Linked DNA regions of Homo sapiens: region 2 is linked to region 1. The links are chromatin contacts, found by Hi-C or POLR2A ChIA-PET in ENCODE. All regions are on one chromosome and are shown on one strand. Each heading gives the region's core, a stretch centred on a gene start or an enhancer-like site at or near the end of the contact. The rest is flanking DNA. Distances are from core to core; before and after follow the strand shown. Region 1 holds the start of RIOX1 (ribosomal oxygenase 1). Region 2 overlaps MIDEAS (mitotic deacetylase associated SANT domain protein).

Region 1 (4,546 bases), core at 1,409-3,908:
GCTAGGATTACAGGCATGAGTACCGCACCCAGCCTGAGAGTCTCTTCCTTAAGAGGTTGATTAACATGCTCCTTTTACATGCTACAACCACCCCAGGTTGCTTTTCACTTCAGCCATTATAGATTTTCCCTATCTTCCTCCCGCTCCTGCATTTCTTCGAACCATCCCACATAATAATCTAGCCTTAGGAAAGGGAAACATTCTTTGGCACTTTAATAACTTTTCTAAGGTTCATACAAATTTAACAATAACAAACAGGATACTGACCCCGACCCGCCCATGAAAAAGAACTCAGATGAAAGATCCAAATTCCAAAAAAAATCTAATATCTGTCTCAAGCAGAACGACATGGTCAGTGTTACCCAGTACACTGAAGCCTGAAGGTGATGAAGTTGGTGCTCTGAAATGATCACGGATCAAGGGTTTTTTTTCCACCTCCAACTTCTCCTTTTCCTTTTGTACCTAGATGAGATGGTTCTTCCTAGAAGACCTTCCGAGGTTTGTGACACTGAAGCAGTGATAAAGGTAAATGTGAGCACACTGATGCTTATCAAGGTAAGAACGTGAGTTTAAGGAAAAAAAAAAAAAAAAGGTAGCAGTGGCAGCGGAGAATCACTACTGCCTTGTTTCCAGCAATCAACAAGAAACTAATTTAGGGCTAGAGGCATCTTAGTGAGCAGCAGCCCCTTATCATACAACGTGGTTGCCAAGGACAGCTGGTCCTCCACACTGTCACAGGGCAGGTCCCCCACTCTCACAAACTCTGGATAAGAACCAAGCAACAGTTCCATGGCATCAGCTTGCTGGGGGTATATTTCCAAGCACTTGGGTTCTTCCAGATGATACACACGGGAGTTTTCCACTGTGTAATAGAGAAACAAATGGCCCCCCTCACCCACCAGCCGAGCTATCCCATCCTGAAGCATATGGACTTCTGTTTCTGTTGTCAACTGGGCCCCCACGTTTACAGGTTCTCCAGCCTCCCAGCGAATTGGAAGCCCGTAAACACTTAGTGCCCTCTCCCTATCAGTCAAAACAGGGGGCAGAGAATCGTGAATGAAGTCTTTGGCTCGCTGGTCGGCCACAGCATCAACAGGAGCAAAGTGTCCCAGGCGGGCAACCAAGACCCGCACCTTCTCCATGAAAGCGGTTCTTCGCGGATCCTTAGAATCTGAATGCTGGGCCCCCATGTAATCCATGAAGTCTCGGGGCAGACCCCTCCGAAACTCCACATTTTCTTCCATTGCAGCCTGCACTGCCAGAGGCAGTATGGCCTCTAAGAAGTCACCCCAGGTATTGCGCTGGTACGTGGACAAGGTGAGGTGCAGAGAGTGGACTCCATCCTGGCATTCAGCTTGGTGAATGAAGCCCCGAGGAAAATACAGCAAATCTCCAGGTTCCAGCACGGTCTGCAGCACCGGCTCACCGAGGTCGTCCTGACTGAAGTTGGGGCTGGATGTCAGAGCCAGTTCCTCGGTTGGGACTCGGGGTCGGTATACACGCCAGAGTTTCCTACCTTCCAGCTGCAGCACGAAGGCCTCGATGTCGTCGTAGTGGGGGGCAAAGCCCTGCGAGTTAGGGGGCGTGAGGTAAACGTTGGAGCCTGCCATGCTTCCAAACTGCTCTTGAAGCACAGCCAAAAACTGCCACACAGTAGTAGAGAAAGCCTGCGGACAGAGGAGACGCAGGGAGCAGCCGGCCTGGTACAGGGACCACGCGGCGGCGGGCAGCGCGCGGCCGGGTGGGTTCAGGGTCTCGCGTCGTCCGTTGATGTAGCGAGCGGCGTCCAAATGCTGGCCGAACTGCACCTCCTCGTTGCGCAGCATCGAATCCAGGTCAGCGGTAGAGAAAAGTCCCTGGTAGTAGGTGTGGTCCTGCCGCCGCACCAGCACCGCCTCGCGCTCCCATAGGCGCCGGTAAAAGTGATCTGGCGGCATGGGCGCGATGAGCCACTCAAAGAGGCGGGCCGCTCGCCGCCGGCTGCTGGGGATGCGGTTCAGCTCGGCCAAGACGCGCCGCAGCGGGGAGTCCCAGGCCGGCTCCCCACCCGTGTTATCCACCTGCGGCCCCGACGCCGTCGCAGGGGCCCCGGACGACTGGACGGCCGCTAAGTGTTGCGCGGTGCACAGCAGGGCCGAGGTCTCCACCACCCGGACCGGCGCGGCGGGCACCTCCACCAGGCGCGCGGGCGGCGCGGAAGCGGGCACCAGGCGCGCCGACGGGGTCTGCAGGGAGCGCGCGGCGGGCGAGGCCTCCAGCAGCTCTGCGGGCCCCAGGTGGCCGTATGGCTCTCGCCGGGCTGCGTCCGGGACGGCCGCCACCGCCGCCCCACCGGGTAGCGCGTCCCCCAGGTCGTCGGCCGTCGACTCCACCCTCGATTCCTCCGAGTTCTCGCTAGGCAGCGTCTGCGTCCTCAGCGCTGCCATGCGGGATACAACACTTCGCAGCTGCTTTCGTATCTTCCTGGACCTCAAGGGCAGGGCCAGGACCGACCCGCTGTGTGGCTGGGGCTTGCGCCGGCGCTTCGGCCGCCCGCGCCTCAACGGCCCTGCACTGGCCTGGAGCCCATCCATGGCCAGACCACACCAGTCTTCCCCGCCCGGCCGGCCGGGGGCGAAGCTAAAGCGGTTCCTGAATGCAGCGGCTGCGGTGCACTCTGGGAAGGGGGCGCGGCCTCCAGCCACCTCGGGGTTGGCCACGCCCATCATTCTTCTATTCGGCCCCTCCCGCTCTCTTTCATTAAATGTTTGGCTTCAAGCTGTAGCGGCAGCGGCAAGAACCCTTGCCAAACAAACAAGGAATCTACACTCAGAGAGCAATTTAAAAATCAAGTTGCGGCCAAGCGCGGTGGTTCACGACTGTAATCCTAGCACTTTCGGAGGCCGAGGTGTGTGGATCACCTGAGGTCAGGAGTTCGAGACCAGCCTGACCAGTATGGTGAAACCCCGTCTGTACTAAAACTACAAAAATTGGCCGGGCGCGGTGGCTCCGCCTGTAATCCCAGCACTTTGGGAGGCCGAGGCGGGCGGATCACGAGGTCAGGAGATCGAGACCATCCTGGCTAACACGGTGAAACCCCGTCTCTACTAAAAAAGAAAAATACAAAAAACTAGCCGGACGTGGTGCTGGGCGCCTGTAGTCCCGGCTACTCGGGAGGCTGAGGCAGGAGGATGGCGTGAACCCGGGAGGCAGAGCTTGCAGTGAGCCGAGATGGCGCCACTGCACTCCAGCCTGGGCGACAGAGCGAGACTCCGCCTCAAAAAAATAAAAATAAATAATAATTTAAAAATTACAAAAATTAGCCAGGTGTGGTGACTTGCACCTGTAGTCCCAGCTACTCGGGAGGCTGAGACAGGAGAATTGCTTGAACTCGGGAGGTGGAGGTTGCAGTGAGCCGAGATCGTACCATTGCACTCCAGCCTGGGCGACAGAGTGAGACTCTTGTCTCAAAAAACAAGAAGAAGCACAAAATCAAGTTACTAGAGACTCCCCAGGAGAAATGGCTACTTGACTGTTTTTTCCTTCTAGTCTCTGCACATTGCAGTGTTCCTTGGATGTCCTCATTTCTAAACAGGATGTTCCACCGGCAGGTTCCCACCAAAAAGTGCAGAATTCTTCTTTTCAAGGAATGCCCCCAGGCAGTTTGAGTTCCGCAGAAACTTCTGCTCTGCAGATGAATTCACTGATTGAAGCCTTATCTAGGAGTTCCTCCACCTAACTTCTCTCCCTCTTTTCTCCAATACAAATTCTCAAATTCATTGTCCTCTCTCTGAAAAATAAGTTAAGAATTTCTCTACTTGCATTCTTGATATCTGCCCTTCCTGCCCCTCTGGGATTTTGTTTCTTTAGCTACAACTTCTTTGGCTCTTAAACTCAGGATCTTAAATCGGCTTCTAATTTAACAGGCAATGTGGTGGCATGCGGGTGTAATTTTTGAGAACGTGGTCACTGTCTGTCATGCAACTAATTGCTTTGTACATAAAGATTCCTTGTCTTCATTTGAATCATTTAAGATAAACTCCCAGAAATAAAAGTGCTGGGTCAAAAAGTAAGATACTTTTTGTGATTATTAATAGGTTTTACCAAACTGCCTTCCAAGAGGGTTTACAATGTTTCAAGCAATGATAAGCATATTAGACTACAGTACATGGCCTCTAGGACCTTTCTCTGTTTGAGCTTTCAACACTCCCTCTTTCTCAGTTGCAAGCCTATCCAAACACTTGCCAAGGCTTTTAGATTTTGTCCTTACCCATGTCTAACATCCACCCTTTTTTATTTCTCACATGGTCTGTTACACACACAGTTATCAACTGGGGGTGATATTGTCTCCATAGGGACATTTGGCAATGTCATATAGGGGGCTAGGGGTTGTCTAACATCTAGTAAACAGACACTAGAGACACTACTAAACATTCTACAATACTAAGGACAACCCTCCCACAACAAATAATTGTCTGATGCAAAATGTCAGTAGTGTAGTGTTGAGGCAGACAAATCCTGGTTTATTACAAATAGCCTCCCAACTAGTCTCTTTACCTTTATTTTT
Region 2 (4,546 bases), core at 1,259-3,758, 250 kb before region 1:
GCATTTGGGGAGCAGTGTGTGTTTGAGCTGACATCCCAGGAGAGCTGGTGTCACCATCAGCATTGAACACCCAAAGGCCTTTCCAGCACCTTCCCCTCATGTGTCTGCAAAACATATATGTGGGGTCAGCACTGTTTTTTATTTTTTTTTCCTGGTGCACACTGCTTTCTTCTATAGAGAGTAAGTGCTACTCACCATAGAACTTCCTGAAAGCCTGCTAGGTCCCAGGCCTTGGTCTTGATTGTTGCCTTGTCTTTGGCCCAGGGGTACCTGTGGGTCTGGTCAAGGATTGGTTGCTGCAGAGAGGAGCCTGGAGGAAGGGAAAAGTGAATAGAGCGTGACAGTCAAACAGACTGACAGGGCGGGTTGCCGTGTCTGGGGCCCCGTGGTGACTGTGGGTTTCCTTTTGCAGTGTTCCTGCATCCGTTGTCAGAGGCCCTGCAGCTGGTCCCAGGGCTGAGCTGCTGGCAGGAGTTCCTCATGACATCCTCTTCCCTGCAATCTCAGGGACTAGGCCCACAGGTCAGCAGCCTTTGGAGGTGTCGTCCTTCCTCTTCCTCACTGTGAGGAAGGGCAGTTTGATTTCCATCTGAGGGACAGGGCAGCGGGGGTGGGGTAGAAGAAATGAGAGGAAGTGGCGCAGTCCTGACCCCGAGTTGCAGGCTGGGAGAAGCCCATGGGGTCTGAGAGCTGGAGGCACCACCAGCAGCAACTGAGCCCGGGGTGGGGTTGCAGGAGCTGGAGAGTCCAGGCCTAGATCGGGGGCTAGAGTGGCCAGTGCAGGAGGAAGTGTTTCAGGCCTCCCTGCAGGTAGACCTCACACATCTGCTGACCCCTCTGTGGTGAGACCTTTTCCTGCTCTCCCTTCCTGGAAGGCCAAGGGTCTCAGCTGTATTTGGGGAGAATGGGAGAGAGTACCTGCCAAAGGTTCAGGCAGGGGTAAGGGGCTTCCCAGTGCCAATGAGAAGGGATATCTGATATCTGTGTCTAGAAAATCCTTGCTTGGAGGTGGTGTAGAGTGTGCTGTGGAAGGGAGGTGTATGAAGAGGGGTCTGGGGTCTTAGTGGCATATCTTGGGGATAAGGAAGAAGAGCTTGATCTTAGAGTCAGACAGATCTGGGTTCCAGTCTTGGCTCTGCAACATAATGACTGTGTGACCGTAGGCAACTTACTTAGCTCCTCTGAGCCTCATCTAGCTAACCTGTAAATAGAGGTTAAAATCGCAACTCCTGCCTTATAAGGCCATGGTGGGAATTTAAAGGATATAAAGCACGTAGGATCTGCCTGGCACGGGTGCACCATCACCATCATCATTACTCCTATGACTACTTAGTGCCCTGCTGCCTAGGTGTGCCTCTTCACCCTTCCTCCCAGGCTGCCAGTATCTTCCACTCTTCTCCCCACCCCCAGCCGATGACCTTTCTTCTCTGAGGGTCCCAGGCCTGACTGTCTGTGCCCCTGGCACCCTTAGCTCTTCGGTGAGGGTGACAGGGAGGCCTCTGCAGCAAGAAGTTTCTGGGGTGATTCAGCCTTCCCCAAACCAGGCCCCCTGATTTCTTCAAAGCAAGTCCCTGTCTGAGCTTCAGAGGCTGCTGTGGTATCCTGAATGATGGCCCTCCTTGATGTGCAGGGTGGGAGTGGGAGGCTTCCCAGCTGAGCTCAGCTCCTCCAGGGCTGACCATACAGCTGTGGGTAAGCCCCTGTAAGACCTGCATCTGGCCTCTGGCCCCTGCCCTGGGCAGAAGCAGGCTTGTCCTGGAGCCGCAGGCCCCGCCTCATCTCCTTCTGAGCAGCCATCCCCATGGAGGGGGCGCACCCCTCCATCAGGTTCACACTGGCACGTGCATCCAGGCCCACCCGCCACGTGGACCTTCCCTTGCTCCAGGCCTCAAGCCCGTGCTGTGGCTCACAAGGAGACAGGGCTGTGATGAAGGGAGGCGTGAGTGTGTGTGAGCGCCCACTGGAGGGGCTCGCAGCCCCCTGGAGGCACGTGGGCTTGCCAGGCTGGCGCACATTCTTCCTTTCTCTGTCTTGCTTCTGCAGACACGCACTTCTAGTTCTGTGGGCTTGATGTTCCCTCGGAGAGGCGGAGCCAGACAGTCCCACCCTGCAGCTTCATGGGGGTGCCCAGGGTGATTTTCAGTGCAGGGTTTAGCTTTTGGGTTCCTGCTCTGAATTAGGTTGGCTGTCAGGGAATGCGGGTTTAAAAGCAAGAGAAAGGTTGTTTCTGCAGCCCGCAGCTCTGCACTTCTTGTCCAAATCCCCCCACTCCCCTCTTGCTGGGGGTGAGGGTGACTTGGATGCCCTCCTAGTCTCTGTGCCTCTCCCTCCCTCCAGCTTCATATATGAAAAGACAAAGGCTGCACACGAGGAGGGTCTCTTACTCTCTTCAAGGCCCAGGAGCTGAGGAAGGAAATGGAGGAGGAAATTACTCCCCTTCTGGGTGCTGGGTGAAAGTGAAAGATAGGGAGGGGGCCCTCAGTGAGTCACGCAGGCGGGCAGGAGGCAGGCAGGCTCCAGGAGCACAGGGGCTGGGGAGCTGCGGAAGCCTGCAGAGGAGCGATAGCCTGGGAGGGGCATTCCTGGTGCTGGGGGTGGGCCGAACTGCAAACTGGGTATAGTCGGGACCCTGTGCCCGCCCAGCCCTGCCCTCCGCTGCTGCTGGCTGGTTTCCTGGGAGCGGCTGGGGTTGCTAACAATGACCTGTAGCATCTAGGGCCTGAGATTTCCTCTTCAGAGCCGCCCGAGCTGTTTTCCCCTCTTCCTAGGGACCAGAATCTTACTGGGGAAAGAGGTGGGCTATGTAGCTCCCACCCCCACCAACTTCCCAGGAAAAAAACAAAACCCAAACATCACTCTGAGGGAAAGAAAAGTCTTGAAAAATACATGCAAGCAGCTATGCTATAAAATACAGGTCTAGATTCTGTTCTGTAGCGACTGCTTTAAAAAATCAAGTTACGAAACAAAAATGGAAAAACTGTGTACTTAAGTCATGACATTATCGTGGAGAAACCTTCTGGAACTGAGTTCTAGCAATCTGCACCCTCTACGATCTGAGTTACACTATTTGCCAGGGGCTCTTCGGCAGTGGAAGGGGCAGGGGTCAGGCAGGGGCGGGGTCAGCTGCTGACCAGCTCTTGGCCTGGATCCTGCCTCCACCCTGCCAGGGTTGCAAAACAGGTTCTGTGCTAGTTTGGGAAAGACTCTGGCAGCCACAGCCCCACCCAGCAGCTCTTCCCAGGGGTGGGGCTAGGACTGCACACACCCTTCTGGGGCCTTACCTGCAGGCCTTGGTGAGCCTGACCCTGGGCCCCTGACTCTACAAGGGTCTGTTGGAGCTCCTGACTCTGGGGCTGCACAGGAGGAGTGGCCACGTCGGGAATGACCCTGTCCTCTCCACTTCCCGAGCCTGAGATGTGCTTGGAGTGTCAGAGGAGGCACTGGCTGGACAAAGATCCTTCTGGGTCTGGTGGGAGGCTCCTGCATAGACAGATGTGTGCCAGGAGGACTAGGCCTGGCTGCCCAGGGGGCTAGGGCCTGGGTAAGAGGAGAGGGGAGCCAGTGTGGCTTTTGCTGCCTCTTTCTCAGCTGGGCTGGAGGGGCTTGGGCTGGATGTCAGCTCCACCTGTGCCTTAGAATGTGCCTATGCAGTGCACAAATAACACAGACAGATGCAGGCAGTCCTGGAGCGGAACCAGGAGGGTGAGGTGGTGGGACAAGAGAGTCACAGTGCCCTGGGAGATGCAGCTGATTCTCCTGCCCTCCTGGCAGCTCCCCAAAAGTCCTGGCTCCTGCCTCACCAATGCTGCTCTGTGACTTGGGGCCTGTCCCTGTGATATGAGGTGGTGGGACCGAAGGCCCTTGGAGCCCCTTTTCTTACACTTGTGCTGATGTTCGGGGCATCCTGGGAGGCTGTGGCTGACACTGTCACTGCTCTTCCCTCTGCAGGTGCCAGAACCCTGTGGAGCATCATGAACTGGGAAGAGTAGCTGAGCCCCAGAGCCTCTCTGGAAGAGAAAGGAAGAGCCAGCAGTTCTTTCTCCCAGTGTCCGACCTCACTGTCCAGCGTCTTCCTCTGCCCCTGCTCTGCCCTCCCTGGCTCCTGGACTAGAGCCCGGCTTCCAGCAGGACGTTTCCCCAGGGGATGGGCGACTGTTGAAGGGGATCTCACCGCCAGGGCTCAGTTGGCCACATCATGAACCTCCAGGCCCAGCCCAAGGCTCAGAACAAGCGGAAGCGTTGCCTCTTCGGGGGCCAGGAACCAGCTCCCAAGGAGCAGCCCCCTCCCCTGCAGCCCCCCCAGCAGTCCATCAGAGTGAAGGAGGAGCAGTACCTCGGGCACGAGGGTCCAGGAGGGGCAGTCTCCACCTCTCAGCCTGTGGAACTGCCCCCTCCTAGCAGCCTGGCCCTGCTGAACTCTGTGGTATATGGGCCTGAGCGGACCTCAGCAGCCATGCTGTCCCAGCAGGTGGCCTCAGTAAAGTGGCCCAACTCTGTGATGGCTCCAGGGCGGGGCCCGGAGCGTGGAGGAGGTGGGGGTGTCAGT

The links. A loop is a pair of places that touch in the nucleus more often than their neighbours do. ChIA-PET counts read pairs that join two places held with the same protein, here RNA polymerase II (POLR2A). Pooled maps may share reads with other maps.
Region 2: a loop to region 1 is called in a pooled map, with 3 times the contacts of the local background. The contact joins the enhancer-like site here to the promoter of RIOX1 in region 1. A Hi-C loop is called at or near these places in 4 of 50 pooled maps. POLR2A ChIA-PET finds 5 or more read pairs at or near these places in 4 of 52 experiments (CD4-positive, alpha-beta T cell, CD8-positive, alpha-beta T cell, GM12878 and 1 more).

The regions. Positions count from the first base shown.
Region 1 is chr14:73,489,045-73,493,590 of GRCh38, reverse strand. RIOX1 (ribosomal oxygenase 1) reads right to left here and starts at 2,658. Exons shown (of 1, transcript NM_024644.5): 1 at 197-2,658. The coding sequence starts at 2,573. The coding sequence ends at 648. HEATR4 (HEAT repeat containing 4) reads left to right here. Exons shown (of 18, transcript NM_001220484.1): 17 at 467-525. It also overlaps a transcript of ACOT1 not described here. RefSeq lists enhancers at 1,193-1,693, 2,882-2,991, 2,673-3,578 and a silencer at 2,042-2,331.
Region 2 is chr14:73,739,658-73,744,203 of GRCh38, reverse strand. MIDEAS (mitotic deacetylase associated SANT domain protein) reads left to right here. Exons shown (of 13, transcript NM_001367710.1): 2 at 3,949-4,546. The coding sequence starts at 4,196. LOC124903345 (a long non-coding RNA gene) reads right to left here. Exons shown (of 3, transcript XR_007064264.1): 2 at 196-310. Among named protein-coding and RNA genes, the nearest start is that of MIR4505, 17 kb to the left of the region's middle. RefSeq lists a silencer at 304-598, cis regulatory regions at 1,810, 1,800-1,821 and enhancers at 1,726-1,895, 2,889-3,402, 3,403-3,918, 4,433-4,546. Within about 2 kb of position 2,508, at least 39 of the 41 ENCODE cell types and tissues checked have a DNase peak (open chromatin) inside an H3K27ac peak, as active enhancers do; they include CD4-positive, alpha-beta T cell and CD8-positive, alpha-beta T cell, where a contact is called at or near this core.